Linked DNA regions of Homo sapiens: region 2 is linked to region 1. Evidence: chromatin contacts called from ENCODE Hi-C or POLR2A ChIA-PET data. All regions are on one chromosome and are shown on one strand. The core of a region is the stretch at or near the end of the contact, and the rest is flanking DNA. Distances in the headings are between cores, read along the strand shown.

Evidence for each region. Hi-C counts contacts between places; a loop is a spot of excess contacts on that map. ChIA-PET counts read pairs that join two places held with the same protein, here RNA polymerase II (POLR2A). Pooled maps may share reads with other maps.
Region 2: a map with no recorded cell type shows a loop between it and region 1 (5-fold over the local background). The contact joins two enhancer-like sites. A Hi-C loop is called at or near these places in 1 of 168 maps with a recorded cell type or tissue (MCF 10A), 1 of 37 single-sample maps with no recorded cell type and 4 of 50 pooled maps. POLR2A ChIA-PET finds 5 or more read pairs at or near these places in 1 of 52 experiments (MCF 10A).

Annotation. Positions count from the first base shown.
Region 1 is chr2:128,725,419-128,730,511 of GRCh38, reverse strand. No RefSeq gene overlaps it. Among named protein-coding and RNA genes, the nearest start is that of HS6ST1, 410 kb to the right of the region's middle. Within about 2 kb of position 2,425, at least 3 of the 41 ENCODE cell types and tissues checked have a DNase peak (open chromatin) inside an H3K27ac peak, as active enhancers do.
Region 2 is chr2:128,795,995-128,801,087 of GRCh38, reverse strand. No RefSeq gene overlaps it. Among named protein-coding and RNA genes, the nearest start is that of LINC01854, 480 kb to the left of the region's middle. Within about 2 kb of position 2,072, at least 3 of the 41 ENCODE cell types and tissues checked have a DNase peak (open chromatin) inside an H3K27ac peak, as active enhancers do.

The DNA of each region.
Region 1 (5,093 bases), core at 1,176-3,675:
TTGCATATCTGCTCTGGCTTCTGGAAATTCAGCCACATCTGCCTCCTTACTGTCCTTGGCACAGCCAGCCAGCTCCCTGTTGGGGCTTGACAAGGGCTTCTCACTCTGCCTGGAAATGTACATTCCCATGATTCACTCCCTTCTTGCCTCTCATCTCTGAACATAGAGAGACCCCTCTATAAAATCCCACCCCACTCTCTGCTACTTCTTGACCCTTACTGTGCTTGCTTCTTTATTGCAGTGAACATCACTTGGCATGTTATGTTTCTTCATATTTACTGTTGTTCCTCTCCCTCTCCTACACACATGCTAGAATCTCAGCACCATGGAGCAGGTATTCTGTTTTGTTGTTTCCTCCAATGCTGAATCCCCAGTGCCTAGCACATCATTTGGCATAAAGAAAACCCTCAAGAAATATTTGTTAAACAATTAATATCCCTGCCTTCCCAAACACAATAGAGGAATACAACTTAGCATGTCTTCTGGCCCCAGTGTTAACATTCAAGGAGGCACTGTGTAGCGGTTAAAAGCATGACCTCGGAATTATACTCCATGGCTTCAAGTCTCACTGCAGGCCCAACTAGCCATATGACTCGGCACACTATTTGACATTTTCAAGGCTCTATTTTCTCATATGTAAAACGGGGCTGTGACCACAGTGCCTGATACAAATTATCAATAACTATTATTTACTCAAAAATATGTGTTGCATCTTATATTTTTAATCAATATTTGATATTTTTCCTTGCACGTCTGTAAAGTAGGACCTTATATAGTTATATATTTCATTAGTTATGTAAAGTTCATGATTGTTTTGGCTCCTTGGAGGATTGGTCCTTTTATCATTGTACCTCTTTATATATTGCACCATAATAGTGTTTCTAAGCTTGCATTTTATTTTTTCTGTTATAAATATTGCTTATTGCTATATCAGCTTTCTTTTAGTTGTATCCTGGTTTAAAGCACAAATACCTTTACTGACAAATTTTTCCATCATTAATTTTAACTTAAAATTTTAACATACATGCCTAATTTATATTTTTCTTACAAATGCTACAGTAATTCTAATTTGCTTTCTCTCTCCTGAAAACGGAATCAGTATGCTTTCACTATCTTTTAAATGTACCCCCTTTCATTCCCCAATTAGTCTTGTTTAGTATTTATGTGTTGTACTTAAAGCCATGAAAAAAAATCATTATTTCCCATCAATCTTATTTGGATTTACATACATACTTCTTTGATCACTGAATACTGCTCCTTGCATTCTCATACTTCTTTCCACATTCAATGATCTTCTTGCTGAAGCACATCCTTAAATACTTCTTTCAGAAAAGATCTATGTGTGGCAAATTATCAGTCTTTGTATGTATGGAAATCTTTCCCTAGATGACAGTTTACTTGGATATAGCATTATTGTTAACAATTATTTCCCTTTGCGTCTTAAACATTTTATTCTGTTGTCTTCTGGAGACTTTTGTGTCTGATAGAGTAGGTGCCACTCTGAAACTTTTCCATTGTGTTTAATGTCTTTCTTTTATCATAGCTTTAAAAATTTTGACTTTTTATTTTATGTTCTAAAGTTGCATGATGATGCTTCTAGATAAGTTTATTTTTAATTTTTCTATTTAATATTTGATGTACTCCTTTAATATCAAGACTTGTGTCTAACTTCTTCAAATACTGTCACATTCTCAATCTCACTAATTATTGCTTCAAGAATTTCTATTAGATATGTATTTGAGATTCTGATTTTAGCCTCTGCACCTCTCAAATTATCTTTCTCTTATTTGTTCCATAAAGAATTTTGATAGATTAACTCTTTCTTCCTATTCACTAATTTTATCTTCAGTTGTCAGTTGTATTTGGACTATTGTATTATTTATCTATTAAAGACATTGTTTTCCTTTAATTTCAATGACTATTTAGTTTCTTGAATTATTTGGTCCTTTTGCATAGTGGCTTTCTCTAGTACCTGTAGATTCTCTCCTTTTTTTTTTTTTTTTGTCTCATTTATCATTTAAATACACTTACTCTATGGCTGCTAGTTCCACAGGAGTAAATATTCCCATTTCTTCCATCTGCTGATTCTCTTTCATAGTGTTAGGTTTCCCCATTTACTCTGAGATTTTGTCTGTGAGCTCATCTTCAACAAGACTTACCTTCTGTAACAATCCAGGATGTGCCGTGAGCTGTGGGTATGTCCTTGTAGGGGACTTAACATTGCATCTGCCAGAGCCCTAAAATGTGTGAAAGTTGTCAGAATCAAAGTGGAGTCACTCTTTCAAACCATAGCAAAATAGAGCCAGGGAAGGCCATGAAGGGAGGACTCTCACTCATAATTTATCTGATGATAGGATCCACCTCAAAAATTGTTTCCAAACCACAGCTTACTACATGAGTCACACAAGAAAAGCTAGCAGCACAAGAACAGCTAGCCACTTCTAGAGGCACGCTGGCCTGTTTTGCAACTCTCACAAGGTCAGTCCAAAAATACAAAGGCCTAACCGTAACTCCAAGATGCTGAGTCCCACCTAGCAGCTACTGATACTTGACAATGAACTTTCAAAACAACTTGCATCACCTCTTCTCTCCCCAGTAAAACCTTAATTTTCCTTTGTTCTCCAGACATGCCAGAGACCATCCCAGTCTATGCATATGTCTGAGATCTCAATCCTATTTCTTTGTTCATTCCCAAATAAATCCCTTTTGCTTGGAGTTCTGTCTCCATATATTCTTATTTCAAATTGGACAAGTGCCATGAGGCCAAATTCTACAATAATTATCATTTTTTGTTTGTTTATTTTGACACTATGGCATAGGCAGTGTGACTTGGAGCCCCACATCTTTTTGTGACAGAGGCTGGGGTTTCAGTTTTACATGGGAAACTCCCCCTGCCACAGTCTGCAGGGGCAAGCTCCTTCCTGTGCCCCAGCCCTGGCCTACACAGTCCTTCTCCACCCAAGCTTTCACATGGAGCCCTCGATGTCCATCTTTACACAGAACAAAATCCCTGCCATAAGGAGTGGATCCAGCCCCTGAGGGCTCTGCAGCTTCAACGCTGGCTCTCTGTCATGGCTTTGCATTCCTTCTTTGTTGATTGCTTCTAGTTATTTCTCTTTCTTACATTGAAACTGGGCTTTTTTCTTAATTGCTTCATTGCATCTATCATGGATAAATGAGCTCAGACTTCTAGTCAAGGTAGTAAGCTGACATGTCCACTAAAACGTCTAACAGACATCTCAGTTTCTCCCCCAGCCACAACCTGGTTCTGTCAGTCTTTCTTGTTATAGCAAATAACACCAATGACCAGCCAGTTGCTTGGAGCAACAGGCAATGATAAGTATTCAGCTCTATTTGGTTTAATACCTTGACCAGAAGTCTGAGCTCCACACATGTCAGTGGTCACAGACTGGTCATTCAGAAAAAGAAACAAGCTGAATCTGGCACCCCTTAACCTCAAGAAACTCCTGTCGGTTCCTACTACGTTATCACAGCCATTTATTTAATTTCACTAGAAACCACCCAACTCTCGGATCTCTAATTTCTAAAATATATTTTACCTTCTTAAAGATTTGTGCAATATGAATCCTCTTGACATTTTCTGGACTCTCCATCACTCCAAGCTTTATCATAGGTTAGCAATGGGCTTCATGATCCTTTTGATGTTTATATGCTGGGCCACGATCTGCCCTGTGCTCAGCCCTGCTAATGCTTTCTTTTGCCTTCTCCCTTAGGCTGGGTCTCCTGCCTCCTAACCATGTTGCATCCACCCTTTCCATTTTGTAGGTTTAGTTTTTTTAGAAAAATCATGGCAGTAAAACAGAAAGTGAGACATTGTACTTTCTCTCTGTCACCTTTTAACATTACACCATATGCCATCAACAGTTGGACTCTGTCAACAAAACTTACAAAATCCTTCAAAAAATATTTTTAACAGTTGTTTTTTCATTTATGAGCTCCTTCTGATCTTTTGCCTTCCTTAGCATCTTATTCCAGACTTGTGCCGTGCTGTGGCATTTATCTTGGATTATATCAGTTCCCTTTCAGCCCACATGAATCAGTCTCAGAATAGCCTCCTCCCACCCAGGCTCCTTCTGAGTCTCTCTTGGCTCCTCTTCACCACCCAGACCTTGAGCTGAGAGTGCCCAGGGCTCAAACCTCAGTACCCAGGGCTCAAACCTCAGACCTGTTTTCTTCTCTCTCTCTCTACAGTGTTTGCATTCAATCTTACAGCCTGTAATATCGCAAAGACTTGGGTAACTTCTGGCTCCACAGCCTATTTATCTGCTCAGATTCCCACTCTTTAACACCGGCCTCACTAATCCACCTGCAGACTTGACCTCTTTATTTGGATTTCTAACAAACACCTCAATCCCCCTGCCTCCAGCACCTGGCCTCTCTGCTTTCCCCAATTTAATAAATGATGTCAACATTCAACTAGTAACTGAAGGCAAAGATTCTAGAGTCAATCTTGTAGCCACGTTTTCTTATTCCACATTCAACTCAACAGCTAATCCTGTCACCTCCACCTTCAAAATATATCTATATCAAAATAGATGTAATCTATCCAATATTCTTTCCAGCTTTTCTTTTCAACTTTGCAAATGTGATCACATTCTCACCAGCCTCCCTGCTTCCACTTTTGCCCTGCAACCTGTTCTCTACCCAAAAATGCTTCCTCTCATGGTCTACGCGAGCTTGGACAGGCCCTCCCAGCCCTCTCTGCCCACCTCCCCATCTCGTCTCACAGAACTCTTCCAGTCCTAGGGCCTGCTTTCTGTTCCTCAGACATATCATTGTCCCAGTCTCAGGACATTTGCACATGCCACACTCTCCACTGGAGTATTCTGTCCAGTACGGCTACAGTAAATCTTCCTCATTTCATCTATATCTCAGCTCAAAAATCACCTTGGAGACAGCTAAAATCACAAGTCCTGTCTATCCCCATAGCCTGCTTTTTCTTCATAGCCCTTGTCACCGCCTCATAAATCATTTGCTTACTGGTTTCTGTCCCCAACTATCAAATGAGCTGCTTGGGGCAGGGACCTTGCCATTTCCAGGGGCTCGCTATATTTCCAGAGCTTGGAGAAGAG
Region 2 (5,093 bases), core at 823-3,322, 71 kb before region 1:
GGGGGGTGCTCCGAGTTCACAGGATATCTGGTTGTTGTGTGTGGTGGGGCTGGGGGCAGTGGCTCATGCCTGTAATCCCAGCACTTTGGAAGGCAGAGGCAGGTGGATCACCTGAGGTCAGGAGTTCGAGACCCGCCTGACCAATATGATGAAACCCCATTTCTACTAAAAATACAAAAATTAGCTGGGCGTGGTGGCATGCGCCTGTAATCCCAGCTACTCAGGAGGCTGAGACAGAAGAATCGCTTCAACCCGGGAGGCAGATGTTGCAGTGAGCCAAGATTGTGCCATTGCACTCCAGCCTGGGCAACAAGAGCAAAACTCTATCTCAAAAAAAGAAAAAAGAAAAGAGTATGTGGTGCTTCCTGCCACTCTTTCTTGCTCCCAGTCTCTCCATGTGATGCGCCTACTCCCCTTTGCCTTCCACCATGATTGGAAGCTTCCTGAGGCCCTCACCAGGTTCAGATGCCAGCACCATGCTTCCTGTACAGCCTACAGAACCGTGAGCCAACTAAACCTCTTTTCTTTTTAAACTGCCAAGCTTCAGGTATTCCTTTATAACAATGTAAGAACGACTATATGGTGTGTATGTGGAAAGATGACATTCTTTCTCAGTTCATACAGACATAGATTCTGGGGTGCACTCTTAGCTACTCAGTCCCCTTGCACCTCCGGCTCTCTGCCTTCTGCTCGATAGAGAGCCCTGGCTGCTTCTGCTGTTGCCTCCTCTCCTAATGACACTGGCTTTCCCAGATGCCCACAGGAGTGAAGCCTGTGCTTTCAACTTGGCCTTCATCACACCTGTGGTGCGGAGAGTATGGCAGCTGCCACTCTCGTGTTCAACCCAACCAGACCCATGGAGGCTCTGCCTGAAAATACAGGTGTTATCTGCTGAGCAGCAAACGTTAACTGATGAGAGACAGGAGATGGAAAGAGGTAACAGATAAAGCCCTTTTCCTCTCCTTGCAGCAGACCTTTCTGAGATGTGGTGCTCCATAGAGGTTCTCCAGTGCCATCCAGCATGGCCAAAAACCCACTGTGCTTGCAGAAGTGGCATAGCCAGCTGGAGCTGGGAATACGGTTCCCCAGGTTTGTGTTCCTCCTCCCCTCCCTGTTCCCACCTCACTGGAAATAAAGCAAGAGTCCCAAACTTTGCCTCAGGCTATGTACTCTGGGAAACCTGGACTAGGACAAAACAGGTTTATGCAAATGTATAACCAGCATACACAAATACTGTTTTTGTACACTTGCATGCACACACGTAAAAGTGTGTCATATTCAGGCACTAGACCACAACTGGATCCCAGTGTAAAACATATTTCTATAGGTTGTGCTTAAGAGTTTTGCAAGTCACTTTCACTGCACCTAGTGTAGATGGATCTTCACCCTGTGAATTCCTGTGTTCTCACAGTTGCCCTCACCAGGCTCTGCCCATGCACACAGTCCTGGGCTTAGCGGCTTTCATCTTGGAGGCTGGGAGTGATCTGCAGGATGGCATTTCCTTGGTCTGCCCTCTGCCTCCTGAACAGAGTCTGGGTTCTAGCATCCAGTCTGAAAGGGCAGGAAACTATCCAGGTCTGCCCAGTTGGCATGAAGCTGACAGGGTCCTGAGAGCCAAGGAAGGAGAGGGGCCCTGGGGAATCCTCACTACTCCTGAAGAGCCTGGTTCCTGTTGGGAATACCTGGGAGAACATGACACCTTTGGGGGCCAGTGGGGCAGAGTGTAGAAACAGAAACGTAACCCTCCCTACTCATGGACACCTCCTGCCAATCAGCCCTTGCATTGATGCCCAGGATTTCCTGAGATTTCTTTCTGCTCAGCACAGCCATAATCTAGTGGGCCAGCTGCACTCCAGGAACCTGCGAAAGGAGAGACAGATGGCAGCCAGACTAAAGGACACGGCCCACCCCAGCTCTATGTCTGTCCTTGCCCCGGGCTTCAGTGTCCTACCTGATCCCAAAACAAAACTCGAAATACACATCTTGAGGCACAACTACTGAAAGGGCATGTGCTTGCTGTGTGTGCACTCTGTGGCCTTTCGTAAGATGATCTTGACCTTGCGATGGTTGGCCAGCCTGTCTCAGAGAAGGCCCTGCCACATCTTATTCTGGCATCACATGTAAGTTTTATTCTAAGCCAGAGACAGTCAGCAGATTTCTCAGTTCCCAGAAATAGAAATCAGAGCACTTTTGCACCCATCTCCAGAAATGGCCTCTGGAGCACAATTAGGGGACAGGAGGGTGGACAGGGATGCTGCTGAAGGAGTTAGCAGCCAGTGACACAGAGCTCAGCCCCCGTTCCAATATTTCATACCCCATTGCCCCTCAGCCCCAAGCCCACCCTTCCATACTCCGCCTTTGACAAAGAGCAATGAGTCTGCCAGCACCGTTCCTCAGATTTCCTCCCCATCTGACTTCCTCCATCCTGGCTCTCCTCACTCCACCAAGTGCCATATCAGACTTTCCATGGCCCTGCTCAGGAACCCAGATATGCTCATTACATGAGTCTTAGAATAAGGGAGCCTGGGGAATCCCAGCCAACACCTTAGGGCAGCAAAGTGCATGAATTCTGATCTGAATTTTGATTTTCTCTACGGTCTCATAGAAGCCATTTATTCTCTGTCTTTTTGAAAACAGGCAGAAACATGCCTTGGAAGACATTAAAGAGAGTGACTTCATTTTATCAAATGTGAGTTGAGGTTAGAAAAGTCGGTCATTTGTCTAAGTTCTCAAGGTCAATTGGTGTCAGAAGCTGGAAAAGAACCCAGGTCCCCTGATTCTCAAACAGATGAAAAAGAAAGCTGAGTAGAAATATCGGGGCCAGTAGTGAAGATCTTGATAGCGAAAAGAAAGCATGTGACATGATGTGGCTAAAAGCAGGGGCCTGGGAGAAACAGAAACTGCCCTCGAGCGTGCTGTGGGGTGCTGGTGCATGCATGCAAGCTGGGTGCTCGCCCAGCTACCCAGAGAAGCCTCTGCTTGCCAACAGCTGGAAAGAACATCCCCCTTGAAAGACAAACAGGCCTATGTTGAGCAGGGCCTGACAGCTGGAGAGTCCCAACTGAGAGTCCCCTGGCCTCTCCTAGGGTCTTGCACTCTCTCTCTGAGTCTTAGGCTGCCTTTCCTGGAAACTCACGTGTATTTAGCAGAAGCCATCCCCCTACCCAGGACCACGGAGAGGGGGACAGGAGGCAGCACATGCCTGTGTGAGACCAGCAGCATTTCTCTACAGGGTCCCCTCAACTAGCCAACTCCACTCTTGCACCTCCATTCCTCTCTAGCTGACGTCCTTGTCACCTTCTTTGTGAATTCCTCCCACAGCAGTAATCATGCATGCAAATGTATTTGCCCCTACTGTCTCTATCACTAGGTGCTTTGCATGAAGAACTAAATAAACTACAAGACTCCAGGGACTGTCCCATATGCTACCTGGTCATTCATCAGATCCACGATGTGCTATGGGAGGTATACATAGACATGAGGCTGCGGTGCTGTGATGGCTAACGTTATGTGTCGCCTCAGCTAGGCTATGGCGCCCAGCTGTTTGGTCAAACACCAGTCTAGATGTTGCCATGAAGGTATTTGTCAGGATTCAACATATAAATCAAAGTGATCAACATTGATTTAGCAATGTTGTGATGTGATCAACGTATTAATCAATAGACTTTGAGTAAAGCAGATCACCCTCTAAAATGTGGGTGGGCCTTGTCCAATCAGGTGAAGGCCATAAGAGCAAAGACTGAGGTTTCCCGAAGAAGAAGGAATTCTGCCTCCTGACTGCAACACAGAAACCCTGCCTGAGCTTCCAGCCACTGCCCTGTGGAATTCAGACTCACGACTGCAACAACTCCCCTTATCTTAGTGTGCAGTATGCTGGCCAGCCCTACAGACTTCACACCTGCCACCACCACACTGACAGGAGCCAACACTTTAAAGTCACTGTGTGTGTGTGTCTGTCTGTCTGTCTGTCTCTTTTGAGTCTGTTTCTCTCGAGAATTTTAACTGATGCAGGTGCCTTCGAGGAGGTCACCTACAGGCAGGGCCCCTACAGTCCCTCCAGACAGCAGCTATCATGCAGCGTCATTGCCGCAGTTTTTTCTGTGAAGGTGGGGAAGTTAAAATATAACAGCAACAACAGTAGCAGACATTTGTGGTGTGTTTTCCATGGTCTGGAAACTGTTCTGAGCAGTTTACAGCATCATCTTGTTTATTCCTTATAAGACTCCATGAGGCAGGTACATTCTTACGCCTCTTTTTCAGAAGAAATGATTACAGATGAAAGAGAGTAAAAAACTTGTCCCCTGACAGACGCATGGGCAGACGGCCTCCAGAGCCAAAGCCTGGAGTGTGGACACAGGGAAAGTCCGAGTTCCTACTCACGGCCCTTCAGCTCCAAAGTCAGAGGAACTTCTTAAATCACCATGATTGCAAGACCAATCATGTAGGAGACCAATCTTCCAGTAGGAGATTTGAACAGCGGTCCTCTCCCATCCTGGTTCTTACTGTGGTCATTCAGCTCACCAGTAGGCTTGCCCCTGCAAGAAGGCACCCCCATCCCCACCACAAACACGGCCATGCCTTCCCTGTGATGTGCTGTTTCTCAGTGTAACACAGTGCATCAGCATCAAGCTTGTTACCAAACACATCTCCTGGCAATTTCTCCTGCTTTTAATTGCATCGCTTGCTGTGTTCCTCACACAGCCTCAGTCAAAAGAAGCCAGCTTACCTCTCCCATGGGATTCTTCTTTTCTGGATCACACAAACTACTTCATGGTTGCTTTGCAAGAAAGCCTGGAATTGTCGCCACCCGTTCAATGCCAAACCCATGCATCACTAATACGAAAGTTACACGCCTTTGCTGCTTCCTCTCCTTTATATGCACACAATTAGTTCTTTGTTTCAATGCCATATCATGATATTACCTTTGGGAAGACACTTTTAATGCTAATTAAACTTAATAGATACAGTACCAACAATGCACATGTGTAACTGAAGCGACACTAGTCGTGGACAGGGGGACCGCGCAACATATCATCCCATTATAGCACTATTGAGGATAAAAGGGGTACTGCTAATAATTATTACAGGGAAAT